2 separate regions of the Mus musculus genome follow, and region 2 is linked to region 1. The links are chromatin contacts, found by Hi-C in ENCODE. All regions are on one chromosome and are shown on one strand. The core of a region is the stretch at or near the end of the contact, and the rest is flanking DNA. Distances in the headings are between cores, read along the strand shown.

The links. A loop is a pair of places that touch in the nucleus more often than their neighbours do.
Region 2: a map of heart shows a loop between it and region 1 (3-fold over the local background). The contact joins the enhancer-like site here to the promoter of Smpd4 in region 1. A Hi-C loop is called at or near these places in 1 of 37 maps with a recorded cell type or tissue (heart).

The regions. Positions count from the first base shown.
Region 1 is chr16:17,616,312-17,622,053 of GRCm38, reverse strand. It overlaps Smpd4 (sphingomyelin phosphodiesterase 4), which reads right to left and starts at 2,700. Exons shown (of 19, transcript NM_001164610.1): 1 at 2,620-2,700; 2 at 529-612. The coding sequence starts at 567.
Region 2 is chr16:17,806,437-17,812,178 of GRCm38, reverse strand. Scarf2 (scavenger receptor class F, member 2) reads right to left here. Exons shown (of 11, transcript NM_153790.3): 10 at 5,678-5,742; 11 at 3,886-5,427. The coding sequence ends at 4,595. Among named protein-coding and RNA genes, the nearest start is that of Scarf2, 12 kb to the right of the region's middle. RefSeq lists an enhancer at 1,026-2,968. Within about 2 kb of position 2,375, at least 2 of the 3 ENCODE cell types and tissues checked have a DNase peak (open chromatin) inside an H3K27ac peak, as active enhancers do; they include heart, where a contact is called at or near this core.

The DNA of each region.
Region 1 (5,742 bases), core at 1,451-3,950:
ACACACCCAATATCCTGCACTCAGAAGGCATGGTAAGCATTCTAATGCTGATCTGGTATTCTTTACTAGAAAGAAAGAAAGAAAGAAAGAAAGAAAGAAAGAAAGAAAGAAAGAAAGATAGATAGATCGACCCAGTCGAGAGTTTTTGAATCACCGGCCCACAATGATCCCAGTTCATGGGAAGCTGAGGCAGGAGGGATTTGGGTTCAAGAGCCAGGTGACACACACCTTTAGTGCCAACACTCAGGAGGCAGAGGCAGTTGGATCTCTGTACATTCAAAGCCAGTCTGGTCTCAGAGTGAGTTCCAGGACAGCCAGGGCTACATACAGAAACCCTATCTCAAAAATAAATAAATAAAATAAACCACACCCACCCACACACACACACACACAGACACACCCACACAAAAACCAAAGAAAGGCAGCTTGTCTCGTAAAAATGAGTCCTTCAAATCAGTGGGAAAAAGTTTTAAGTTCCTCAGCTATAGAACCATCATCATCAACCTTCCAAAGGCAGGTGACACTTACCAGAAGGAAACTAGGCTGTTGTAGGTGAGGGAACGCCATAGCAGACTCCCAGGGCCGGCAAGAAACGGCTGCCTTAGGGAACCACTGTGGAAAAACAAAGACAAAATCTCAATATCTTCTATACCACAGAATTTCAGGATGCCCAGGAGAACATTTGAACTCAGCACAAATTACATCACATATTCCTTTGATTTTTAAAATGCAAACTCATACAGATCACAGTAGCCAGCTTCAGAACTAGCTTTGTGGTGGCAACTCCTTGATAATGCTTCTATAGCACTTGTTAGATGCCAGGATGACACTAAGAGCTTTTCATTTATTTCCTTACCTAATCACCAGCAACAGGCAGAATTCCTGACTAACCCCCAAGACTCTTCTTGCTTGTCAATTCAATCAAACACTCATCTAAGTGCTATTCTAAAGAGACTTTAAAAGAACCAACTACAGTACAATGTCAGTGGACTTTAAGACATAGAGCATAGCTTAGCAAGAATTCAAGACCTCAAAGAAACTGGATTCTGGCAGCATCTTGAATAAGCCTGGAATCATATTCTTCCCTAGAGCCTGAAGATTAAAGCAAGTCTTGATCTGGACCTTCTAATACCCTAGTGCCTGCCTGAACTGGTCACTATGTGACTATGGGAAAACAAACACAAAGGGGGCTAGGTAAAGCACCACTAGGAAATACATCTTCACAGCCCACAAGGCTGATGCAAATCAGGAAACAAGGGTAAAAAACAGCAAAAGACTTCTCAGCACCCACCTAGCAATCAGCAGAGCCAAGAGTCTAGCAAACTCCTTACAAATCTCGTGTCTGTAAGAGAAGGGTGAAGCAAGTAATGTGTGCTTCTTGCGACAAATGAAGAAGTTCTATGAAGGAAGAATTTGAACTCACCACCAAAAATTAGGCATAGCCCTGCAGCTTCCTACCTCCCAGTGCCTATGGTAAGAAACACAAAACAATCAAGAGCTGGAAAGAGCAGAGAGCCTACTGTGTGCCACCGATGGACTAGTGATAGCTTTTCTGTCTCAGCCCTGCTCACTACAGGAGAAAAGGTGCTAAGCTGGCAATGCCAGTCTGCAAGGAGAGAAGCCAGACAGTAGGAGTTTAAGGCAGTTGTGGTTTTGAAAGACCACCAATCTTTGCCATGTGGCAAGAGAAACAATTCTTAGGTTTTGGGTTTTGTTTTGTTTTTTTTTTTCCAATTCTTAATTCAGTCTCAGTGTTAAGGAAAACTGAAAATGTTTCAGTCCTGACCTACATTGCAAACTACCATGAAATGATCAGGGCAGCATAAAATTGTGGACTACTCGATAAGGGCAGAGATCTAAAGGAGACAAGAAGTCAACTCTCTCCTCAGAAGAAGCAGACAGTTGAAAAATCAGAGATGTCTAACGAAGGTCTTTCCACGATTCCACGAATAGGGCAACGACACTGATACTCTTGCTTTTAGGCCCTGTCACCCACGCCCGAAGCCAGCGTGCATGCAGTGCCGAAGGCCTTTGCTTCGGTCGACCCCTCAAAGTCCACTTTCTTCAAGAACTGCTTGCGACTGTTTTTGAGGTTTCTAATGACTACGAACTCCAGCCAAGCTTAGCGCGCCACTGTCAAGAACTCCCTCGGCTGACTCTGAGAAGCTGCGGCGTGCCCTCATTTGTTGATCACAACTTCCTATACCTCCAAAGTTTCGAGACTACCCTATTACATTACAGAGGAGGAAACTGAGGCTCGGGAAAGTCGCAAGGTAGAACCTAAACCCACAACGAGTTCTACTACCAAACATCGCTAGCTGAGCCCAAGGTTCAACTTTCCCTCCAAGTCCCCCTCCCTCAACTCTCACATCGAGCGTTCATCCACCCCCTACCCGGACCGTCTGCGAGGACCACGCAGGAAGGCGGCAGAAAGCCATGACCCTGGAGAGCGGCGTGAGGTTGCAGCCGGGCCCTGGGCTCCCGGCCGGCCCCGTACAGGCCGAGCTGTCGGGAGGCCCAAGTCCCCCACAGCTCGAGGAGGAACGGAGCCAGCCTCGGCGGGGACCCGAGAAAACCGCACGGTGCTGGGCTGCCTCGCGCGCGGCTCCCGCCACTCACCTGCCGTGCTGATAGCACAAATCTCGAGCTTCTCAGAGAAGGGAGCCGCCATTCGGACACTCGGCGCCTAATGTCGTCATCAAGCTGCGCCGGGTGCCACGCCCCCTTAGTTTGGCGGGAATCCGAGAGGATCAAAGTAAGGTCTGAAATACAGAAGACAACAGGAATACGCGTCTAGAAAAATAGATATAGGCAAGACTTTTCAACACTGTACTTCACTGACACAGAAATAGCCTGGAGAATTAAAATGGGACTACATGAAATGAAAAGTTTCTAGAAAGAGGTTGTTGCCCTGGTGACACACGCTTTTAATCCATGCGTTCTGGAGGCAGAGGCAGGCAGATCTCTTGAGTTCAAAGCCAGAGGTTCAAGATAGCCAGGATTACACAGAGAAACCCTGTCTTGAAAAGACAAACAATCAAGCAATCAATAATTGAAACTTCTTTGAAAGAATTCTTCCTGGTTAAGAACCAACAAATATACAAGTACACAAATAACACCCCCACCCCCAATAAACCAGGTGTTGGTGGCAGCACACGCCTTTAATCCCATCACTAGGGAGGCAGAGGCAGGCAGGCAGATCTCTGTGATTCTGAGGCCAGCTTGGTCTTCAGGGTGAGTTCTAGGACAATCAGGGCTACATAAACCCTGTCTCGAAAACAAAACAAAAATCCTCATACTTCTTAAGCTAATAAAAATTTTAAAAGTTGTTTTTTTAGAGCCCTTAAAGAGTGCTTCAAGGAAGAAACCTGCACAAAATAGATAAGTACATGCAATCCTAAATACCCATCATCCAACAGGATTTACCAAGTACCCAGCATATGCCAGGCACGGTTCTGGGTGCTGCTACCTAAATCCGTCTATCAGGGATCTGATCGTCAGGCAGCGGACAGCTTTCCACCACACCATTCCCATGGCTAACATACTGCCCTATTCACATTAAGCACTCAGAACAAGTCAAGCAAGTATGTAAAAACCTCTCGGGATGCTTGCCCTGGGTTGTTGGAGCCGCTACAGACTGGGAGCTGCAGGGCCTGGCAAGGAAAGAGGTGGCCAGTAGCTGGCGCTGTGGAGGCTCCTCACCTGCTAGACTGCAGCGAATTCTGCAGGGTGGAAGGGAATTGGGGTGGGGAGTGGTGGTCAGGGGAAGAGGCGGGAGAGGGAAGTGGAGGAGGTACGCGGGCCCAACACTCACCTTTTTCAGGGTGCTCGACTGACAGAGGCTAGACTCAGGGCTTTCACAGGTCTGGGGGAGGCCACGCTGCAAAAGCTGGGCATGAAGGGAAAAAGGTGCTGAGCACCAAGGAGATGGGCTGCATGGACTTGGGCAGGTTGCAAGTCCCTGCAGACACGCCTGCTTTGGAACTCTTCCAAATCTCATCTGCTACTCTGAAAAAGCCCCACCACAGCACGATACATACTCTGTCCATGTTCTCTCTCTCTCTCTCTCTCTCTCTCTCTCTCTCTCTCTCTTCCTCTCTTGTCCCAAATATTTATATTTATTTTTCTGTTCCCATACCTTTCCTTTTCTTTTTCTTTTTTGTTTTTTCGAGACAGGGTTTCTCTGTGTAGCCCTGGCTGTCCTGGAACTCACTCTGTAGACCAGGCTGGCCTCGAAGTCAGAAATCTGCCTGCCTCTGCCTCCCGAGTACTGGGATTAAAGGCATGTGCCACCACCACCCAGCTCCCCACTTTATTTTTGTTGTTGTTGTTTTGTTTTGGTGTTGTTGTTTTATGGGTTTTGTTTTGTTTCTTTTCTGGAACTCACTATGTAGACCAGGCAGGCTTCAAACTCTGCCTTCAGGGTGATGGGATTAAAGGCTAGGTTTTCAGGACCATGACCCAGATAGCCACAGTGGACAAGTCTTGGACAAGTCTTGGAACAGGTCTGCCCTGAATGCCACAGGACTCACTGAATACTGCATTTGTTTTTGGCAGACTTGCTGAATCTTACCCTGGCTCCCCTCGCCTCCTTCCTGACGTGTGTGCTCAGTAGCAGCTAATGACTTTGTGTCCATGTCTCTGCCTACATCAGGGACCTGAGGTCAGAGGTAAGCCTTTTGCTCCTTCCTGGCTGTGGCTAGGGGGTTGCAGTTCAACTCAGCATGTATAGGCGAGCCTATCTGTGGGTCTCCACCCTGGGTCTGCAAACCCATCTACCTTCTGGGGCTCTAGTTGGCCTCGCCTCAGGGAGTGTACTGTTGGATCAAGGACTGGTCCAAACAGACTAGGGTCTGTTTGCCTAACTCCTCCCCACCTCTTCATCATGCCTTCTTCTACAGCCATAGGAATAAAGAGGACTTTGGTCCTTGCCCTGACATTACATCTTCAGGACAGCACTCTGAGAACAGGGCAGGCAACCCCTTACCTGTACCTCTCCCAGGCCCAGGTCCAGCTCCTACCCACACAGCAGGTCAGGCTACACACCTCCTATATTTCTATTATATGAATTGCAGTACTAGAGCCACCTGACTGCCTTGGGACAGAATAGAGACCTGAGGTTGCAGAATAGCTCCATGCTTAGCTGTGAAGGTTTCACTTTGCTCTTTCTTATAGCAGAGAAAGGGGAGACCTTAGAAGTATAGAGTAGTGGAGCCTGAGATCGTTCCATGGGTAACATTGTAATGGGGAACTAATTTGAATTCCTGACCTGTGTGAGGAGCTTTGCATGCCTGTAAACAATCCCAGCACTTCAGGGCAGAGACAGATGGATGCTGAGAACTTACTGGTCCAGCAGCATGACTGCAATGGTGAGCTTCTAGTTCAGAGAGAGACCCTGTCTCAAGGCCAGAAGACAAAGAGCAAAAGGAAGGCACCCAGTATTCTGCCCTGGCCTCCACATGTGTACACATGGTCATGCACACTGCCACATATACATATAAACATGTGCATGTGTGGTCATATTCAACATCACATGTACATACAAACATGTACACACATGGTCATGTACACCACACATACATACATTTTTTTTACATATAAAAGGCTTACATAGACACACGTGCACACACAACGCTGAACAAAATGGTCTGTGGTCATGGAGGGAAGGTGAGTAATTCTAGCACTTCCTGTTTAGGTTTAGAGTAACCATGTGTCTTAAACACATGTCCCGTCAGAACGTGT
Region 2 (5,742 bases), core at 1,126-3,625, 190 kb before region 1:
CTAGAATGGATGCTTTAAACACTTGTGTTTTGAAGTGTACAGAAAAGCAATAATAAAAAGCTACTATAAACTGGATGTTGTACGCACTTTTAATCCCAGGAGGCAGAGGCAGGTGAAGCTCTGTGAGTTCAAGACAAGCCTAGACTACACAGAGTTCCAGGACAGTCAGGGCTATATAGTAAGACCCTGTCTTTAAAAATTCAGGCCAGCCAGGGCTATACAGGGAAAGCCCTGTCTCGAAAAACAAAAAATTAAAAAAATAAAAATAAAATGAGAATTATAAAGCCACTGAACACAGCTTAGGGATATGTTCCTTAGGAACATGGCTTAGTTGGTAGAGTGCTTGCCTGGCTTGAACAAAGTCCTGAGTTCAATCCCTAATAAACCAGGTATGGTGAATGGCGTGAATCTTAGCAGCTTGGGGGGTAGGGTATCAGAGGCACAAGTTATCTTCAGCTACAAAGCTAGTTCAAGGCTATCCTGGACTATGTGAAACACCATCTTGGGGGGGGGGAGCCACTGGGGTCCCATGTTGCTGTGTGCAGTAAGCAGCTCTGGACCACTGTGTTCACTGATCCTTCGGTACCCACCCACCCCCAGTAACCACACTCCAGGGGTTTCTGGAGCTTTGATGACTAAGAAGCAACAAGTCTTCATCAAATCTTTGCAAAGATTCAGCCCAAGTCTTTGCAAAGATAAGAAGACCTGGCCGGGCAGTGGTGGCGCACGCCTTTAATCCCAGCACTTGGGAGGCAGAGGCAGGCGGATTTCTGAGTTCGAGGCCAGCCTGGTCTACAGAGTGAGCTCCAGGACAGCCAGGGCTACAGAGAAACTCTGTCTTGAAAAACAAAAAACAAAAACAAACAAAAAGAAGAAGAAGAAGAAGAAGAAGAAGAAGAAGAAGAAGAAGAAGAAGAAGAAGAAGAAGAAGACCCGTCACCTTATCCTGATCAACTTTCTTTTCCCTCTGTCCCCCTTGTTTTGTCACTATTGCTTGCTTTGTTGGTTTTGGGTGAAGCTGGGACACTGTGCATGCTACACTCCCTGCTCTTCTGGATCACAGAACTCAGATAACTTCCAACACATCTGGCTGTGTTTCAGGGGTGTGTACACCTCCAGGCTCAGTTGGGTACTGTGTGGCCGTGCTGCACATGTGTGTTAATTATGGACTGAATATGCTTTTCTGAGCCTTTTCCGTGTGTTTGCATATCAGGCGTGTGGTAGTCAGTGTCTTCCTATCAAGTCGGCTTTGGTAGAAGGTGTCCCTGTTACAGGTCATGTCACTGTGACTTTGTCTGCTGTGAGTGTGTTTCACTAACAGAGCTGTAATGGTGGCAGAGGGGTGTCTCTCAATGTTTTTGTCGGGTGACAGTGGTATGGATGTTGCAAGTTTAGACACAGTCTCCTGAGCGTGGTGAAGTGCTGGGTGTGTGCTGGCATTTTGTCTAGTACAATGGTATGCGTTACAGAGGACATGTTTGTCTCCTGTTTCTATGTGTAATGGCTGTGTGTGGGATCAGAACTTGCCTCTTTTTTCATTGCACCATGAATTGTGTGTATGCATGCTTCAAGGGATTTGGTTTCCATGTGCTAGGCAGCACATGTGATTCATATGATATAATATGATATATGATTCTTTCACCATGCCTGAAGTGCATGTGTTGTAGGGTGTATTATGTTCCCAAGTCTGTTAGATTTGCTGTGTATCCCTTGCCCTTCGTTTATGTGTTCTGAGGGCTGAAAGTCCTCTTTGCATTGCAGTGACTGTCTCCACATGTGTGTGGCAGGGTATATGTCCCTTGGTCTGCATGTGCAGTGCCGTAGTACATCTGTGTTAGACATGAAGGTCCATTTCTGTCTAGCAGACTGTGTGTCTAGGTGCCTCTGTGTGTCCCAGGGAATTATGGAGCCATGAGTATTTGACCCTTTTAATTTGGATGCAGTTATATGTAGGGTACATGCTGCTGTGTGTTTGTTCTGTGTTTCTGGGCCACACTGATTTGTCACACGTGTGTGTTTTGCATTGTGTTGTATTTCTGTGCATCTAGTGGCAAAGGTATGTGTGCCACAAGACAGCAACTGCTGGTGTGTGCACATGTATAAGCTGTCTGGCACAGCCTGGCCTCTCTGAGTGATGTGTGCTACATCCTGCTGGAAACCAGACGGAGCCCAGGCCCCTCTCCAGTCCCCACATTCCTTTGTGCTCTGTGTTACAAAAAAATATTTGCGTTTTCCACGACTCATAATTTTTCCTCCTCAATCACTACCAGATGTGAGCTCTGTGGTCCCCGTCCCCATGGCAACAGAGGTTCCAGCAGTCGTGGTTCTCTTTTGTGGCGCCTGCCCTGGGAGCTGGCACTAGTGCAAGCCCAGAGGGGGTGGGGAATACTGGGTGGTGAAAGACATTTAAGGGGAACTCTCCTGGGGGACAGGCGGCAGGGCTGGTTGATGATGGACAACACTGGTCTCTGTCCAGGAGGGGCCCACAGAGAGGTTCCTGCAGGTCAAGCTTCCTGGACAGTGGGAGGAGAGGCCCCAGGCCAGCACTGAGATATTCCTGAACTGCCCAGATCATACCAATCTAGACTAGGGAGATGGAGGACTAGTGTAAGGAATTGAGTGAGTGGCCATTGTGGAAGGATGGCTTGGTAGGGGCACAGAGTGGGCAAGAGTGGGGCCTAACAATGTTCCACTCTACACTGATTGTCCTGCCTTGGCCTCTGTCGCTTTCTGCCTGACACTGAGCCTGACTTCCGCCCCAGCAGCTAGTATGACTTGGTGCCTCAATGGATCAGAGGCCAATCAAACCACAAGACCACAGCAGGATGGTGCCTTGCTGGCCAAGGGAAAGCATCTGGCACAGAGACAACAGGGCTGCCAACCACATGTTGCCCAGCCAGGCCAGCTTGAGGCACTGTGTCCATCAGCTGCTCTGGACGCCATCACCACTCTGGTGGCTGAATCCCTGTATGGGACCAAAGCTGTCCTCGAAGTAGTACTTGTCCAGAGAATAACTGGACTGCCAACACTGGAGATACTTGAAGCTAGGAGGGTGTTGACAGAGTGAAATTTTAAGCTGGGCATAAGCAGATAGGAGAAAGAGCTGGAGAGCTGGCTCTGAAGCTAACAGCATTTTAAAAAAAAAAAATATATATATATATATATATATATATATATATATATTGGATGTCCAGCATCCTCATGGCTTCACACTTGGAAAACCAGGGCAGAAGTTCAAGATCATACCAGGCTGCACTATGAAGCCCTGTCTCAACAACCAAAAGAGACTAGAGACAGGAAGAGAGTCTGCTAGAGGCAGGGGGCTAGAAGGAACCAAAACAGATGGCTTTCAGAAACTAAGGTCAGTAGGAACCCTAAGGTTCAGGTTCAGAAGGGTCAGTTAGGAGCATTCCAGGAGGGGTGAAGGTGCTAGGATGGGGTGGGACAGACACAAATGGCTCCAGAGAAGGCCAGGCAGGCTGTCTTCCCTCTGTTCCCCTCCTGCAGCATGTGGAGATGAGATAGGAAGGGTTTCATTCAGGACATGGTACCTAAGGGAGCAAGCAGGCTCTGTGCAGTAACAGGCTGCTTTGTGAGGCCTGGCTGGAGTCTGGGTCCATTGTCCGGTGTCCCTTGCCCTCACCTCTGTCTCACCAGAAACAGTTCTGACCTCTGGATCCCCCCCAGCTCAGATCCCCGCTTCTTCCAAGTGATAGTTCAGGACTGGTGGGTTAGGCACACTTTTTACTTCGTTCCTGGAAACCCACACCGGGAACTTCAAGGTTCCATTCAGCTGGAGGAGCCCAGAGGATGTTGCATATAGGTTCCATAAGAGGTCATCTTTGCTCCACAACCTCCTGCAGGAAGTAATTAGAGCACTGGAAGTGGGGAGAAGCATTTTATTAAAGAAAGCTTTGGCCTGCTATGAGGAGCCCATCCAGAAGGTCCCAGATGGGATGAGAGAAGCCCTGCCCAGGGCCTATAAATACATCTAAAGCCACCAGAGTAGGCCCTGGGGTTCCCTCGTGGGGTGATAGGAGGCCATCAAAACCAGCTTGATGGCTGAGAGACCAGGGCTGGCGTGCGTGGGAAGGGGACAAGCCAACATGGGCTGAGCCCCCTGCGAAGAAGAGACCAGCTCTTCTCCCCAGGTTCGGGCCAACCAGATACTCTGGAGCCCAGTTTATGGACGCAACCTCTTTTTGTCTTCAGAGAAAAAGACCCTTCAGCCATAGGCACCAGGCCTTGGCAAATGAGAGGCAGCCAAGAGGCAGAAGCGCTGCTGGCATCGGCCAGTGACAAGGTAGCCCTGCCAAGAACACTCTTCTTGGCCAGTAAGAAGTCTGTAGGCTCTCCAAGCCATGGCCAACGAGACAGAGATTACTAGAAAAGCTCCACAACTTTGCTAGTGGGAGCGGGTAGCCAGCTAAGTGTCTGCGAGGCCCGAGAGCAGATCCAACCAGGCCGCGGCTGCTTGAGCCTAGGCCAACCAGACGCAGGCTTGGGCGGGCGCTGGGCTTTGGGGGCCAATGAAATGCCTTCGCTGCGGCCGCGCGGGGAAATGGTGGTGAGAAAGCCTCCTGGGGCTGCGAGCTTAGGAAGCTCCGGGGGCCGTGCCCGCCCTACTCGGCTCCCCCGCTGCCTCCCTGCTCTTCTTCCGAGGCGGTTTCTGGATGGGGGTTTTCTTCCGAGGGGTCTCGGGCGCAGGTGCGCTGGCCGCCGCCTTCTCTGACCCCGAGGCCTCGGACGCCGAGGCTGTGCGGACCGTCGCGGCGGGGAGCACGGAGCGCTTGGCCTTCTGCGGCGGCGGCGGCTTCTCGGCGCGGCCTAAGCTGCGAGTCTTGTCGCGCAGCTCAGCTGCCAGCATAGAGGCGGCCTCGGGCGCGCTGCGCGGGGGACCTCCCGCGTCCGTTGGCTCCGAGAGCCCCAGGCCGCGGCCGCGCGCTCGGGCGCGGGGTGGCGTGGGTGAAGCCGGGCCGGGGGCCTCCTCGGTCAGTCCGGGGGGCTGCACCGACGAGTTGCTGGGGGTCCGTTTCCTCCCGCTAGGGCTCGGCGCAGCCTTGCGGCCTGCAGGCGGAGGCGACGGTGCAGCGGCAGCGGCGCTGTGCTTGCCGTGGATCCAGGACACCTTAGGCTTGGTGGCAGGGTCTGGTGGTGGCGGCTTCCTGCGCTCGGGCGATGGGGACAGTGACAAGCCCCCAGCCTCATTTCGGGTCCGGGCCGGCCGGGCCTCGCGCCGGGCCACACGCGCGTACAGCGCCCCGCTCGGCCCCTCCACGCTTGATGCGGAGCGCTCGCTGTCTGAGGATGCAGGGAGGACCGCTGCCTCCTCCCCGGGCGTCGAGGTGCCCGTGGGCTCTAAGGACACAGCGGCCACCTCAGTGAGAGCGGCAGTCGCTTCCAGGTCTCGGCTGTCGGCAGTCGCTTCTAACAAGGGAATGACAAGCTAATCACAGCATTCAATAGCGCTGGAGGAGCCATCCCCCACTAGTGACCGGGTCTCCTCTGCCAGAGGACCAGCTGTCTCTGTACAGAACCTCAGCTTTGTAGCTGCAGGACTGTGGCCAACAAATCCTAGTTCTCAGCTTTTTGGTGCCCTTATCCCCATGGACCTCCAACATAGATAGCAAGGGCATTTCATTGTGCTAGAGGGCCGTCCATGCAGGGCCACACTCACCCTCGTGGGGCACACAGTACACAGGGCCTTCATCTGTGGTGTCGAATGATGAGAAGGAGGCCCTG